2 separate regions of the Homo sapiens genome follow, and region 2 is linked to region 1. The links are chromatin loops, found by intact Hi-C in ENCODE. Cell type or tissue: PC-3. All regions are shown on one strand. Links, peaks and the distances in the headings refer to the core of each region. The heading gives the core; the rest is flanking DNA.

Region 1 (8,418 bases), core at 4,026-8,025:
CATCTTTAGAGTTGTTGGTGACCGTATTCTGCCACGTTGAGGGAGAGACAGCCTGACAAGAAACAGGAATGATGCAGATGTGCCAGGATACATGAGGACAAGAGCCGGAGAGAAACACTGTGTCAGAGACTGTCAAGTAAAGTGTTCAGGCTGATCCTGAGGCTTTGTGGCAAGTTTTCTTTGAGTACCTGCCAAAGTTCCACAGTATAGAACAACACTGAGACTTGAACCCATTCTAATTTTGCTCTTATGCACAGGAAATACTGTCTTTCTGCATCATACTTGGGAGATAAAACATATTTCTTTCTCTTGGCATTTTTATTTTTATGTAAATCTTTTTTCAAAGTTTGCATATATTGCATCATATATCAGTTTCTTACTGTGTCTCTCATATATCCACAATTTAAAAATACTCCCATTTTATTTAAACGTCCAAATACTTGGCTGTTAATTTTGTCTGGATCATATATTCTTTCTAAGTTTAAGTTTTTGTTATCAGGAACAACTGAGTTTAATCTACAATTACTTTCTGTACTACAAATAAAAGATGTGACTATAAAGCAGTATCACTGCTTTCAATCTTGAACAAATTCACCAGATTTTGTATATTTAACTATCTTTCTGGCCTATCAGAATATTTTCTTAACCCCAGCATGGCATATGTATGAGAAAGGGAGTTACGGATTTCTACTGGACCTCAGAGTAAAAATCTTTTAAGAGCTATTAATACCATATGCTCGGAGAAACAAGGAGGATTGTGTAATTTGTTTGGAGTAGGTGGTCAACATGCATAGAGGTAGGGGATGGCCAGGTTGCTCACTGGTGTTAAAGACATCAAAGCCAAAAGCACTTGAAGTCTTTCCTCTAGGTTAGGGTTCTTTTAAAAACTTGCAAGACAAGTGCCTGCCTTACAGGGAACCTGTAGAGGGCAGTATTGCTGTGTATTTTGTATCTGTCAACTAAGAAACTACTTCCACACAGCCAAACAATCTAGGCATGAACAGATATAAGCTGCTAGGTTAAAAGTCTAATTGGTTTTAAAGGATACCTGGTTTGTCGCTCTTATTTTTAAAGTCACTCACAAAATTTTAAAACATTGTCCCCTCCAAATCTTCTTTACTTATTCACAGCACCATTTTTATAAAATGTTCTGTCCTGATGATTTAGGTTCTGTCCTTAATGATTTTAAAATATATTTTAAAAAATTACAAATTATTCTATTTCAGAATCTAAATGTAAAGAGCAGATATTCAATTTTCAGCTTTTGCTTGTTTGTTTGTTTGTTTGTTTTTGTTTTAGACAGAGTCTAGCTCTGTAGCCCAGGCTGGAGTGCAGTGGCACAATCTCGGCTCACTGCAAGCTCCGCTTCCCGGGTTCACGCCATTCTCCTGCCTCAGCCTCCCGAGTAGCTGGGACTACAGGCGCCCGCCACTACGCCCGGCTAATTTTTTGTATTTTTAGTAGAGACGGGGTTTCACCGCGTTAGCCAGGATGGTCTCGATCTCCTGACCTCGTGATCCGCCCACCTCGGCCTCCCAAAGTGCTGGGATTACAGGTGTGAGCCACCGCCCCCGGCCTCAATTTTCAGCTATTTTAATGCCATATTGTAGGCGGTTCAATTTTGTTTTTATTTGTGCTTAGTGCTTTTTTTTGCTAAATAAAATACAAAAGATATCTAACAAGATTACCTCCCAAAAAAGGATTTTTTTCAAAAGCTATACAAGATACTTTCTACTCTAAAGATATTTTAATATGATCACATTTTAAAACATAAGTGAAACGTAAACTGATGATAGGAGATTTAAAAAGCAAAAAATGAAAGAGCTTATTTTAAAAGTTAGCTTTGCTCATGTTGCTCCAGGCATTTCCTGAAAAGTAGGAGAAAATGTTTCTAGTGCTGTTTATAATGGTTTTAAAAGAAAGAAGCAGCTACTCTCATATGCATTTGTACTGACTGGCAGTGATGTCCCAGCCATGGTTTAGTTATATACAAATAAGATCCCTGAAGTCCTGTATTAATGGTTTCCCATTAAAACAGGCCAATCAGGCTGGGTGCGGTGGCTCACTCCTGAAATCCCAGCACTTTGGGAGGCTGAGGCGGGCAGATCACGAGGTCAGGAGATCGAGACCATCCTGCCCAACATAGTGAAACCCCGTCTCTACTAAAAATACAAAAAAAATTAGCCAGGCATGGTGGCAGGCACCTGTAATCCCAGCTACTTGGGAGGCTGAGGCAAGAAGAATCACTTGAACCTGGGAGGTGAAGGTTGTAGTGAGCCGAGATCGCACAACTGCACTCCAGCCTGGGTGACAGTGTGAGACTCCATCTAAAAAAAACAAAACACAACAAAACAAACAAGCCAATCAAACAACCTGAGTGCCTCTCCTGTTCAGGCGTGTGGTTAAAAGATACATGCAGGCACAAAATATAGCCCCTGCCTCCAAGGACATCACAATAGAGGTTAGGGTATGACATGAATGTTAAAAAAAAATGAAATCATACAAAGGAAATACAACAAACACAAGAACTAGTATAAGAAAAAATGCTTCTCTTGAAATTAAGTATTTTGGAGTTGGTTATTTTGAGGTTTGCTGGTAGAGGAGCTGGGCTTACAGGATGGATAAGTTTGTAGAAAAATAGAAAATGAAGAAGTCATGAAGAATCAGTCAGATACTCAAAAGAAGGAGGGCTGCATAGCACAATTTTAATATTTGCAACACTAAATGATTCTTAACAAGGAAGCAGATTCCCAGCCCTGCCTATCCATTCCTGGAAACTGGGCATCATATCGCTAAGGAGGAATTTAGCCCCAATTCCCTAGCTTGCCCTTTCTTTCCCACTTGGGAAAAGTACACAGTGAAAAAAGCAGGTATCTATATTACTGTGTTCACTACTTCCTCCTTCACGACTCCTAGGAAATCTATAGAATTATATGAGAACAAAACAAAACAAATAAAAACCTACCCCGACTTGACTTTAACTTACATCAAATTGCCTTTAACAGTAAATGTGTTCAATTGCTGGCATGCCTATTTTCTTAGTCCACTGGACTGTCAGGCTACAGGGGAAGGCACTGGGTTTTGGAATCATAGTACCTAGCATCATGCTGCAGAGCCAGGCTAGGCATTAGAATAATCTGCAGAACTTGGAAACTTATAGATTCTTGCCACGTAATAGAAATTTTCCCTCCAACAAACTTCTCCAGGACTTTATTTAGCATGAAGAACATTCTTCTATGTATTACACTTAGTTTGGTAATCTGTAGCCCATTAGATTATTATGAGATTATTCACAAGTTCAAGGACTATGTTTTATTCACTTTTTATGTCTTTCATACTGTGTAGTATGCAAGTAGGTACACAGGATGTACTTGTTGATTTTATTTTCTTATAGTTTTTTTTTTTTAAGAGATAAGGTGTCACTCTGTCACTCAGGGTGGAGTACAGTTGTGTAAGCACAGCTCATTGAAGCCTTGAACTCCTGGAGTGAAGGGATCCTCTTGCCTCAGACTCCTGAGTAACTGAGAACCACAGGTGCACAGCACCATGCCCAGCATATGTGTATATATATATTATATATATGTATATATACTACTATATATATTATATATGCACATGTATGTATACAATATAATACATATACTCTATAATACATATATATGTATATATGTATATATACATATACTACTATATATTATATATATACTACGGTATATATTAGTAGTTACTGGGGTCTCTCGCCATCTTGCCCAGGCTTGTCTCAAATTCCTGGTCTTAAGTGTTTCTCCTGCCACGGCCTCTTGAAGTACTGGGATTATAGGCATGAGTCACCATTCCCGGCCGCTGGTTAAATTTATAAGCTTCTCTCCTTTTCACGTTTTCCTGGGCACAAATTTACTCATATCTGACAATGACAACCACTTTAAGGATGAAAGCACCTTGCTTTAACCTCACACTCATATTTAAACATTGTTTGGAATTAATAGTGGAGAGCATTGAGACTGGATTAAAGAAGGCTTCTGAAAATGGAGGGCACATTTAGACTTGTCTAGCTGTTTAGTGGAGGCTGGCATATGATATTCTGTACCGCCTGGCTAATTCCCTCTAATGATTGGACTACCTTTAAGAATTCTCTGAAATAAGGACTTAACAAACAAATGGCATGCATGGGGAAAGATATATTTTTAAAAGACTAAATAACCATTTTAAAAAGCAGCAATACATAATGAAAAAATATCCCAAACCAATATGAAAGATGATTCAAGTCTCTTTTGTTACAAGTTGTTCTGGAGTCCTGTCAGTCAGGAATGTCACAGCTACAAGTAACTTCTTGGTTTGCCTCTAACGCGTGGAGGGTGGAGGATGGAGGGTTTAGGAGAGACCTCAGTCATCTGCTTCCCAGCTCAACCTCTCTTTATCTCTCTGTGTGTCTTTTCTCTCTCCTTAAACACTGGGGTAGCATTTAACAACCAATATGCTAAAGATCCATTCTCCTTGAATTTGTGCTCCAAGAGTACTAATTTTTTGCTCTCATTTAAGAAATTCTATTCATTTATTTTGTGACTTGGGCCTTATATCTTTCTCACACATATAGAGTGAGTATGTGACTGAGATTAAAAACAGAATCCTAAAAATTCATAGATTCAGGGATTATGGGATTCAAAATCAAGCAAATAACCATTCCAAGGAACATAAGCCAGACTCCTTGCCTCTCCAGGATTGAAGCTTAATCCAAATATGTTTGAATTGTGGTATTACAAGTAAAGTACTCAAGGGTCTTACAAAATGAAAAGCACTTTTCAAGTAGAACATGGCTTCTATGTTTTTCTATAAATATTTGGACAAAGCTGAATTCATATGTGATAATCAAAACAAACACACTGGAACCACTGGAAACAGATGCATCTACAAATGGATGAATTCCTTAAAAAGAATGGTTTTGTTTTTGTTTTTGTTTTTAATATGGAGGATGAAAATCACCTACCAAACAATAATTCCATAGCTCTTGGTGGCAACCATAGGCAAATCTTGGGATTTGAGAACTTGAAAAGATGCTAGGAATTAAATAATCAATTAGTTTTCAGTCTTGATACCATACTTCTGTGTTATATGCTACAACTTAGTAGTTGCTAATTAATGATAAAGTAGTGCCATTTGTAAGAGATTTGCTTATTTATAATTAAGGTTGTTTTAAGATTATTTTTACTTAAGTTTTGGCGTGTTTCCTTGAATGAGGGAGCCAGGATAACATAGAGTCGTTGCACTCTTGTGCTAACTTGCAGTCAGTCTTATTTGGCCTGTGTGTCTTATCACAAAAGAAAGAAAATAAAGATTTGAGAACTGTTACTTTGGTACAACAGTTCTGCTTCTCTTCTCTGTGGGTTTTGTTTCATTGGCTCTTTCTTTTCTGTTTTTGTTTTGTTTTGTTTTTGAGACAGGATCTCGCCCTGTCACGTAGGCTAGAGTACAGTGGTGCAATCATGGCTCACTGCTGACTCAGCCTTCTGGGCTCAAGTGATCCTCCTGCCTCACCCTCCCAAACAGCTGGGACTAACATGCCCAGCCTTTTTTTTTTTTTTTTTTTTTTTTTTTTTTTTTTTTTTTTTGAGATGGGATCCCGCCTTGGCGTCTTAAAGTGCTGGGATTACAGGAGTGAGTCACCACATCTGGCCCCTCATTGGCTCTTTCAAATGCTTGATTTGAAGTCCCTTTGTCTTTCTCTCAGTTTCACCTCCGAGGTCCCAGACCTCTTTTATTCCCCTAAATATCTTCTTAAAGGCAGTGATGTGCTCTAGCTCCCACTTAAGTACCATGATTTTTTTTTTAGCTGAATTATATGATAATTTGACAACACTGTCTTCTCTTTGCTTTCAATTTCTTTCTGGTGAATCTGAATTTCAGAAACACTCATCATTGCCTAGAGATTCAGATTCTCTCATTTTAACTGAGATCTGGAGTCCCTGATAATGCACTAATACTGAATAAAGGCAACATTTTTTCAGAACTTCCATCTCCAGGGCCCCTGTAAATCATAAAGTTTATAACATTTTACATAATTTAGGTGTCCTGTGTGAGATTTCAAAATATCTACATTTTAACAAGTTTAATCGATATTCTAAAGATTACAGAAATTATCTGTTGCTTATAACCTATGTGCAAAATGGCACTAAAATATAACAAAATTTAAGGCAATTGTTTTTGCCTCCTAAGAAACGTACAGGCTAGCTAGTGATATTTTAAAAAACTTGAAAACAATTCATAATAGAGAATACATAAACATTAAATAACAGCACATACTTTGGAGTCACAGAAATCAGGGATTGAACCTTGTCACAAACCTCAGTTTCCACATCTGTTAATTGGATTTAATCAAAGAACCGATTTTAATGGCATTATTGTGGAAATTGACCTAACACCTTCTTATCTGATGCAGACATTCAATTAACCAATTCACTATATGTCAATCTATACGTCTATACATATAGTACACACACTTTTCACCTTTTTTTCTCAAACACTTAAACAGTAATTTGGTAATTCTGTTATTCAGAAATTCAGGTTGCATGTTCCATTCAACTAGAGAGCAAAATCAAGCTCAAGCTTAGCTGGATAGACAGGCTGAGTTAATTAGTATTCCTTTTCTTATTTTCCTCCTCCTTCTCCTCTCTTCTGTCCTCCCTCATTTTCTCCCGCTCTCCATGTTGCACGATAAGAGAGAGACATCATCAGTATCTCGGCTCAGTGACTGCCTATCTCTTCTGGGAGAAAGCAGACTTTTGGCCAGCTGCCAGCTTCTGCCTCCAAGGTTGAGGACAATTGCCCACTCTGTGCCATGGTGGCCAAATCCTGCCAAACAGTGGCAGATGGTGTCTTCCCCACAGACCTTCTACAAGTCACATGGCAATTGGCCTGGGTGAATGTTCCAGCTCCTTCGTGACTGGTCTATCCCAGTCAACCTGCCTTACCACTCCCTCCCCCACTCTGGCAAATAGAACACAGACTTTCAATCACTGTCACTTTTTCCATAATCCTCTCATTGGAAAAGAGAGTTTTTAAAGAGTAGATCTTTTTATTTGGTTTTGGTCTTTGAACTACATAATCAGACCACATAGAATGGTGTCAGCTGCTCTAGTAAAATGCAACTACAACACAAAACATGAAAAAAAAGTACCAGTGCCTGTAAAAAAATTATTTTCTCAATAATCTTTTTCCTCTCCTATATTCATGGAATGGAGCTGTTATTTTATAAAATTATGCACTAAAATATCACTAGGCCCTGAAACAAATTCAGTTTCTCTCTCAACTTCCAGCCAGTTTCAACATTGTTGCCCGCCCTCCAACTCCAGGGAAAGAAAATGGCCCACATCCAGGTAACTGAGGCAGTGAGTTCTTCTGCTCATCACAGTTGCCATCATCTACCAGCTTTTTGGCATTCCTGCCTGTCTCCAAGCCATACACATGCCCAAGTGAACAAAACTGAATCTAAAAATAAAAATAAAAATGCAGAAGTCATACTCAGAGAGCTGGAAGTTTAACACATATAATGATATCGCTGTAAAACTATTTGCTTTTAGAGATATTTCTGAAAATGAAAACAAAAACCCTGTTTATGTATTTATTTATTTTAAAACCCTCCCTTTTCTTTACTTCTGGGTAATTTAGTAAGATAGCACCATAGAGTCTCTAAGATGTTCCCATTTTTCCTAACAGCAAAAGCCATTCTAGCCCCATCTCTAGTATGATCTTAATATTGTTTTCTGTTGTGTTTTTCTTCTCTCTTGTGCCTAGTGGGAAACAAATAACCACCTCTCTGGTGCCGAAGGAAGGAAAACCTCCTGTGAATGTCTTGGTTTGTTTAGATTTTTCTGAAAGAACAGCAAAATGGTTATGTGAAAGGGACCCTGCATTTGCTATTTCACTGGCTGGTGACCTAGGGCAAGTTACTTTAATTTGAAGCTTCAATTTCTTTGTAAAATGAAGAGAATAATGTCCTTAAATTATAGCATTGTTAAATTAAATTAAAGAATACAAGCACTGTTAAATTAAAGAATACAATAGTGAACAGAATAAATACTCAAAAAAGTTAGCTTTCATTACTGCTTTTTTATGCATAGGGAATCTGTGTTTCTGGGATAATGTAGGACTACTGAGCTGCATCTATAAGACAACAGTATATTGTTAAATATTCTCTGAAGTGAGGATGATTGCAAGGAAGAGCTTGTTTCATGGTAAAATAAGCCATGGGTTACAAAAATATGCAAAGAATGACATCATCTTCCACTCACACGAAGGAAAGAAGGACGAGAAGAGAGATGATGATAAGAAATATAATAGTCCTCATATTTATCAATTTTTATTGAGTGCCAACCACAAGCAAGCACACAGTATATGACAGTAAATAAAACAGGTAAAAGATAG
Region 2 (8,418 bases), core at 2,580-6,579, 320 kb after region 1:
AAATAAAGCAATCATGAAAATGCTTTGCTATTTGTATCTTTGTTCTTCTCCCATATTGTTATTTTGTATAGTTCTAGTCAATTTATGTTTAAAATATGAATTCTGCTTTCCAAAACTTCATAGTTGTTTTGATGCATTATTTTCTTGTTTTGATGCATTATTTTCTTCTGACCACATACCATGTACCATTCACCCAACCCCGTCCAACACTCCTGCGTGGTCACAGGTGCAAGCTGTGATCTTCTCTTGATGCTATTTCAATGGCATGGTTGATTGGCCCAGAGGAGGGCACCAGGACTGGGTCTCCGGGGGTCTTCAAAGGAATCTAGATTTGGTACCAAAAGAGAAAATTGCACCAGCTTTTTTCCCCCATTGCCTAAAGCAGTGGATTGTTAAAAAAAAAACTGAAAAGAATCTGTTATGTACATTTCTGTATGTATATATTACACTGTATATGTAGATAAATGATTAATAGCTACACATATGCAATCTACTTTCACAATAAAGATGAGATGTCCTGAGTAAATTTCACTTATTCCCAAGGCTCAGACTTGTTCCTGCTTTCAGACTCCATGTATCATCACTGCACCCTTGGAGTAAATTAAGCAATTTGCTTAAATTAGTTCAATTTGGGTTTCTGTCACTTGCAATCAAATGAATTTTAATATAATATTATATCAGTGATTTTCCAATTAGAACATGGGATGACCAAATTTAAATGAGAAAACAGTAAGATTCAGCTATAGAGCAGAAGAAAGTCTAAGTTAAAAAATAATTGTCAAATCAATCAATATGTCTTTCAACAGGTGGATGGATAAGCTGTGGTACATACATATATTAGAATATTATTCAGCAATAAGAAGAAGTGAGATATCAGGTCACAAAAAGCCATGAAGGAATCCTAAAGGCATATTGCTCAGTGAAAAAAAGCCAATCTGAAAAGAAAGGCTACATACTGTGTGCTTCCAACTATATGACATTTTGAAAAAGGCAAAACTATGAAGACAGTAAAGAGATCAGCGGTTGCCAGGCATTAGGGGAAAGGAAGTGTAAATAGTCAGGGAACAGAGGATTTTTAGGGCAGCGATACTACTCTCTATGATACAGTAATAGTGGATAATCAGTCATTATAAATTTGTCCAAACCCAATACACAGCCCAATGTAAACTTTGGCTTTAATTCATCATAACATATTAATATTGGCTGATCAGTTGTGAAAACTGTACTGCGCTAATGCAAGATGTTACTAATGGAGACGCTGGGAGTTGGATGAGGGGGGTTATGGGAATTGTAACTTTTACTCAATTTTTCTGTAAGCCTAAAGCTGTTTAATAATAATAATAATAATAACTTTCACCTTCAAATCTGTCTCTGCCCCTCTTCAAATTTTCGAAGACCATTTAATAGGTTGCCAATAACAAAATTTTTTATACTATACATTATAGGCCCCTTGAAGACAGGGTCTTCCAAAGTTTCATAATTCACTTAGAATCTAAGAGTGTTTATATATTGGAGGTACCCAATAAATATTCAATAAATAGCAGATGGATGAAGGAATATTATATTTTTAACAAGCTGATGTGTAGCCTTCAATCATTTAAAGTTGAAATGACTTTTTTTCAATTAGCCCTTTGTTTCCTCTCTCTTTATCTATACACTATTCACATGCCAAGTATATTTTTCATGTGTCTAAAAATAAATTTAAGTTGGATTATGAGCTATAATTTTTGTTCAGGAATAAAAATGCAAACCAACAAAATGTTTCCAATTAGAGACAACTGTTTCCTTTTCATTTAAAATTTAGTCTCCTGGGGTGAATAATTAAATTCAGCCCACCTCCCCTTTACTGCCTCAAGGTAATATGAGTTACTAAAGGGCTTACATGTCATCCTGGCCCTGTGAAGGAGGGTCTGGTCTGGGTGCTGGCCTTTGCCTTCACCTGCGCCGGTAGTCAGAGTCTGTCCTGTCTGCATTTGCATCCCTAGTCTTGCCCAGGCCTCAGGCTGATTTGTGTGCACTGCTGTGGTCTCTTGTTTCCAGCCTCAAGCTCTCTCCTGGTACACCCGCCCACTGTCAGCTTACTTTGTATCTTCTTGGAGTATGTGGGGGTTTCAGATGGTTTCGTGTGCTATGCGTGGGAGCTCTGGCTCCTGTGATACTGTCTGCAGTTTTATCTTCTAAACTCTTAAGGTCTTAGGCCTAACACATTTGTACTCGCTCTTCCCTCTGTCCTGTGGTTTATATCACTCTGTTAAAATATTGCCTTCTCACTCTGTTAAAATATTGCCTTCTTAATAAGCCAATCCTAATCATCCTTTAAATTTTAACACACTCTTGTAATCTTGATTCCCTCTACTACTTTTTTCTTACTTAATATTTTTTCATAGTAATTATCTTTTAATATATTTTCACTTTTTCATCATGTTGTTTATTTTCTGTCCTCACCCTCCTACCCAATGTAAGCTATATAATAACACAGAGTTTGTTTTTCTCTTTTTTTACTGCCATATGCCAAGTGTCTAGAACAGAGACTGGACTATAGTTAATGCTTGATACCTCTGTTCTGGACAAATAAATATCTGGCCTTTTAAATAAAACTGGCCCTTCTTGCACTAGAGAACAACTCTGTAAATGCCTGCTGTATGCAACAATGCCTGTCCCTGTCATTCACACACATGCTAGAGTCTCCATTCCCTCCCATTTTTCTGCTTGCCTATTCTCTCTCTTCTCATCCTGACCTCTCTCATCTTATGCACTATTCTCATATGTTCAGGATCTGCATTTTGTCTTCTTTCTCAGAGTGACCCCTTTGTACTTCCTCCCTCAGCTTCTCCACCTTGACTTCTTTTTAAAATATGGTTCTGTAAACTATCTTAGGCATAGTGTTTCCATCAGTCCTCATGACAGAACCTCCATTATACTTTGTACTCTCAACTCTCTGCTTCTGAAATACAGCAGGCAATTGGCACCATGGGAATAAATACAACTGCTTGGGGAGACAGGATAGATTGAGACAAATTCTGAGCATGGTACCCTGGCAAGTAGTAGAATTTAAGAGATGAGAAAAAATAGAATAAGTGAGGAGAAACTAAAAAGATAAAATTAGAGAAGAAAAGAACTCTTGGAAGTCAAGAAGGAAAAAGTAAGTCAAGAAGAGAATGGCCATCATTATTTTCAAATGCTCATGTACAGTCAAATAAAATTAGATCTGAAAACACTCCATTGTTTTTAGCAATTAAACAGGACATTGCATTCTTGTAGGATCTGTTTCTGTGGAATTGGTGGAGGGTGGAACCTAGGCCAGATGGTAATGAGCTGAGGCAAAAGGGACGAGGATGTAGTTTCCCCAGCCCATCGACCAGATGTGTGTGAATGAACCCATCTGAGACCAGAAGAACTGCTCGGCTGAACCCAGCCTAAATTCACCTCCACCCACAGATTCATGACCTAAATGAATGATTTTGGTTTAAGTCACTGAATTTTGGGCAGATTTTTAATGCAGCAAAGTCAATATTGTATAAATCATATATAAAAATAGATAAGGGGAGTTAGGGAAGAAAAAGAGTCTTAGAATTTGGAAAAGGGGATAGTAAAGCAAGGCAAGTAAGAAAATATTAAAGATTGAGATTTTAAGAAAATGCAGAGAAATAGACGTAGATGGAATAAATGTATAGGTTAGAAGGTGAGATATTTAAGAAGGGAATTCATGGCCTGAAGACTCAGATTCATAATCCGGAGATTAGTCAGAAGACTGAAGAGAGTGCCAAAGCTTTGATTGATTCCCTCTTAAATAATGCTGTTGCTAAGAGACCTGTGTTCAGTCACACTTCATTTATCACCACACACTTTCCTCCTCATCCATTTCTGAATTACCTAGCAAGAAATACTACACATGGTTTACTACTTACTGGATGATTTTCACCTACCTATTGCTATGAAATGAGAATCCAATTGAAACATTCCTGCAAATTCTTCAAAATAAGTAAGCAAGAGATGACATCCATCACTGGAAATATAGACTATTAGAGTCCCTTTCCTTTCTCAGCATCACATGTCCCATGACAGTATTTGAAGTTCAACTAAAATGCTTCAAAATAAATCTGATTCAATCAAATAGCAAAAAGTAAAATTATTTTGATTGAGAAAAATTTAATGTTAGGGGCTGAATTTTGTCCTCCTAAAATTCATGTATTAAGGCCTTAACCCCTAGTACCTCAGAATGTGGCTGTATTTGGAGATAAAGTCTTTAAAGAAGTAATTATGTTAAGATAGGGGCATTAGGGTGGGTCCTAATACAATATGACTGATTCCCTTATAGGACAGTGTAGGATATCCAAATGTGTGGCCAACAACTCAGGCCATGAATTCCCTTCTTAAATATCTCACCTTCTAACCTATACGCACTGTAGGTGTGATGAAGTCCAGTCTGAAATGCAGGGAACCTCAGCGTATGCACAGGTACAATCTTGGGATGATGCCGAGAGTCAGGTGGATGGGGTCCTTTCTGGGATGCTAAATTTATACAGAGTGAACCATATCTATCTGTAGGTATGGAGAAAAGTCTGGTTCCCTGAGAGGAGAGGATGTGAAAAGTAAGGGAGGATAGCAGAGTTCCAGTGAAGCTGATCAGTGTCAGGGTAGGTAGGTAGTCAAATCCCATATGAAAACCAGAAGGCTCAGCCACACACACAGTTTAATCACTGGACCAGCTGAGTTGGGCCAGCTGCAAAAGTGCTTATGGGAAGACAGCCGTGTGGTAGAAAGAATAAACTGACTGGTTGAAACATGGCTAACTCTATAGCGCCTTCTTCTGGCATAGGTAGGGGTTAGTTAACCTACTGCCTGTATTTGCCAGGGCTGTTCCAAGACCTGGATTGAGCTGAGCCAGCCAGTGGCAGGAATTGTCAGTGTCCATAGCTAAAATGATTGTAATGGTTGGGCACGGTGGCTCACACCTGTAATCCCAGCACTTTGGGAGGCCAAGGCAGGCGGATCACGAGGTCAAGAGATCGAGACCATCCTGGCAAACATGGTGAAACCCCGTCTCTACTAAAAATACAAAAATTAGCTGGGCGCGCCTGTATTCTCAGGAGGCTGAGGCAGGAGAATCACTTGAACCCGGGATACGGAGCTTGCAGTGAGCTGAGATGGTGCCACTGCACTCCTGCCTGGAGATAGAGCGAGGCTCCGTCTCCAAAAAAAAAAAAAAAAGAAAGATTGTAACAATGTCTGCTGGAGAGATGCAGACATGACACAGAAACAACAAGATATTCCAGGACGAGAAATTGCATGAGACTCTCCAAATTGTCCTTTTTACACCCTGAAAAGGGATTTAAAATATTACTCCACATTTCTGCATTCTTAGTACTTAGCTGTCTAAAGCAGCAGAATCCAAACTGTATTTCCAAATCAATATGTCAGGCCTTACCTTGGGACTGAGTATGGCATTAAAAATTATTTTGTGTGTGAGGGAAAAGAAGGAGCAAATCAAATAAGCTTTCTGCTTTCTTTCTAAAGCCCATTTTATTAGGCTGGTGCAAAAATAATAGAAAGCCTTGATGTTTATTGAGATGTGGCAGAGGTAACCTCCCCACATCTCTTTAGATATGTCCCTTCATTAGAAGGATTGGAGAATTTATAAACCTCATTGAAAACAGAATTTAGAAAGGAAAATGTTCTGATATGTTGGCCAGAGTTCTGGTATGATAATGCCATCGAATACACAATCCCCAAATCTCAGTAGCTCACAACAACAGATGTTTATTTCTGTCTCGGGGGGGTGGTATGCAGGTTGGCCAGGATAGGTCTACCTCAGGCTGTGGGTCAACTTCAGGTTCAGGTCTGCTCTGCATGCCTCTAGTATTGGATCTAGTGGCTCCCGAAAGCACAGTCTTATCATCTAGATGGCAGAAGGACAAGAAACCACACCTAACCATGCTCACACATTTGGAACCTCAGTTCACGTGACATCTGCTAACATTTCATCAGCCAAACTAAGGCTCATCACCAAATCTGAAGTCGTTGGGGCAGGATGTATACCCCACCTACTCTACTGGGAAGTAATGCAAAGGCTGTAAATGTATAGTCAAGTACAGGGTGAGAGTGAAGTTGGGGAATAATAATATAATTTATCAGAACAGTTTTTTGGTAGCTGTGGCTATGACATCTTCTAGAGTACTTGGGAGTAGAGATGAATTTCCTGCCTTGATGCCCCGATTTCTAGGAACTTTAACAAGAGGTGGCATCTATAAACATGGATTTGTGCCTGCTAGCCATTTCTATCTTTATAATGAGGTATAAAATTCAAAGGGAATATGTCTTAATTATTTGTCTTTCAGGTGATTGAACAATAATATAAAATTATTACTTTGACTTTTATAAGAGTTTCTATTGAGTTAATAAAAGCAATCATCTTTGTCAGCTGGACAGTTAAGATATCACCAGTCAGCCAACATTACATATTACAGAAATTCACAAGACTATCTCTAAGGCCTATTACCTTACACTAGGCCATGGTGAAATTTACTTTGACAAGTGATCAGTAAAAAGAGATCACAGACATGGAAGTAGTAGCACAGCAAAGCATCTAAGGCTTAGACGGTACAGATAGGACCTTGGGCACTGATATGGTGCTGTGTTAAAAACCAGGTTCGAAAGCCCTTCTAATGAGAATCTCTCAGTAATTCAAGCAGCACTGACCACTGAAATCTGGATACTCTTTTGTGAATAGATAGGAGGTATCAGAGTGTTCTGTTCACTCATTGGTAATCTTCTCTGCTAGATAACCTTTGCCTAACCAGTTGTCCAGTTTAGTGGTTATTGAATGTGAAAGTAACCTTGAGCAATGTCTGAATAGTCATTCTCATTGCAGGTCTTCACACGTAGACCAGTTCTCTAATGCATGCCATTTGAAGCAAGACTACATTTCCATGGTAGATTAATGAAAATTAATGTATTAGAATATATTAGAAAAAATAAAAAGTAAAATAAAAATGAAAAATGCTAGAAACTGCTTAAGATTCTAGAAGTTAGGGTGTTTGCAATTTGTACATTTGGATGATGAGCATCAGCCACTTGTCCAGGAACACAGACACCTGCACTTCATAGGAAGGCAAGTTTTTCAGCAATCATTTCTGATATTGTATAAATGTCAGCTCAATAGTACTGATCTTATTCCTTCTGAGAACTTGGTACTGTCTTTGTTTCTTTGTAGTTCTTGTTGTTGCGTAATGTAGAGAGTTTGGCTGGGATATTCCACAGAGTTTTTTGGAACAATAAAACCCTGCCTTATTGAAAGCCCCTTAATTAACAGATTTATCCATTACGATGCACATCCAGACATAAATACAAAATATGTATCTTTCACATTCTTCCTGAGAATCCTAAGTTAAAAGCAGCTGGGGCAGACCGTAGTTGAAATCTGAATATGGCATGCCTGGATATTGATTTCTAGGAATCCCGGTCTCTATAAGGATAAACGAAATTTTGAAGACTTGCTATGTTCAGAGAGTCAAAAATATCAGAGAAAAGAACCTCCATTTTTTTCATCATGTGTAAATATCGACATTCCCTGACTTATGATGGTTCAATTAACATTTTTTTGACTTTGTGATAGTGCCTTCAACTGTGTACATTAATAATGGTGAGTACCATACACCCATTTTGTTTTTTACTTCAAGTACAGTATTTAATAAATTACATGATATATTCAACACTTCATTATAAAATAGACTTTCTCTTACATGATTTGCCCAATGGCAGGCTAATGTAAGTGTTCTGAGCACATTTAAAGTAGGCTCAGCTATGATGTGTAGTAGGTTAGGTGTATTAAATGCATTTTTGACTTGATGATATTTTCACCTTATGATGGGCTTGCTGAGTCATAATCGCCTCGTAAGTCAAGAAGCATCTTGACTTACAGGAACTGACTATAGCAGAGGTAGGAAACATTTGGCACAGAAGGGCTCCTGGACCTACAGAGCCTTCGATAAGCCAGGCTGTGCAGGAGAGGAGGAATGCCTCATCCCTCACCTTTGATTTCTTTGCCCATTTCTTTGGCATCACTCCCTCTACCCTAAACCTCCCCTCCCTCTGTTCCTCAGTGTCCACATTTCCTACTGAAATTATCTCAATTTCTTAACTTTTCCTCTAACAGCAAGCATCTGGCTTGCTAGCAGATTTGTGCGGCCTTTAAAGAAAGATATTTTATGGCACAAGAATCTTGATTTTTCTTAAATCAATTCTTCTGTTGACCAACAAAATAGCTATAGTGCTTGTTCACCACATCTCTTTCCACCATTTGCCTGTTTTGTCTTGTGTTCTTTCCTGTTGTTGATCTGCTCCTGCCTTTGCTTGCTTTCTGTTTTTCTCTCTCTCATCTCCATACCCTCCTTTACTTTTAGATACTCACATTTTCTT

What was found. A loop is a pair of places that touch in the nucleus more often than their neighbours do. Peaks named below come from ENCODE experiments on the same cell type or tissue, not always from the same donor. Only the 100,000 strongest peaks of a DNase experiment are listed, where the experiment ranks them.
Region 2: a loop joins it to region 1, with 12 times the contacts of the local background. A loop is called at or near these places in 17 of 110 quality-filtered maps.

What each region holds. Positions count from the first base shown.
Region 1 is chr4:85,740,581-85,748,998 of GRCh38, reverse strand. The region is part of intron 3 of ARHGAP24 (Rho GTPase activating protein 24); the gene reads right to left. Among named protein-coding and RNA genes, the nearest start is that of MIR4451, 22 kb to the right of the region's middle. RefSeq lists a silencer at 6,669-6,963. In PC-3, for the core only: no CTCF peak of the experiment used is centred there; a DNase peak (open chromatin) is centred at 5,548; H3K4me3 peaks cover 463 bases; H3K27ac peaks cover 374 bases.
Region 2 is chr4:85,414,684-85,423,101 of GRCh38, reverse strand. No RefSeq gene overlaps it. Among named protein-coding and RNA genes, the nearest start is that of ARHGAP24, 56 kb to the left of the region's middle. In PC-3, for the core only: a CTCF peak has its summit at 4,808 (motif pointing left); no DNase peak of the experiment used is centred there.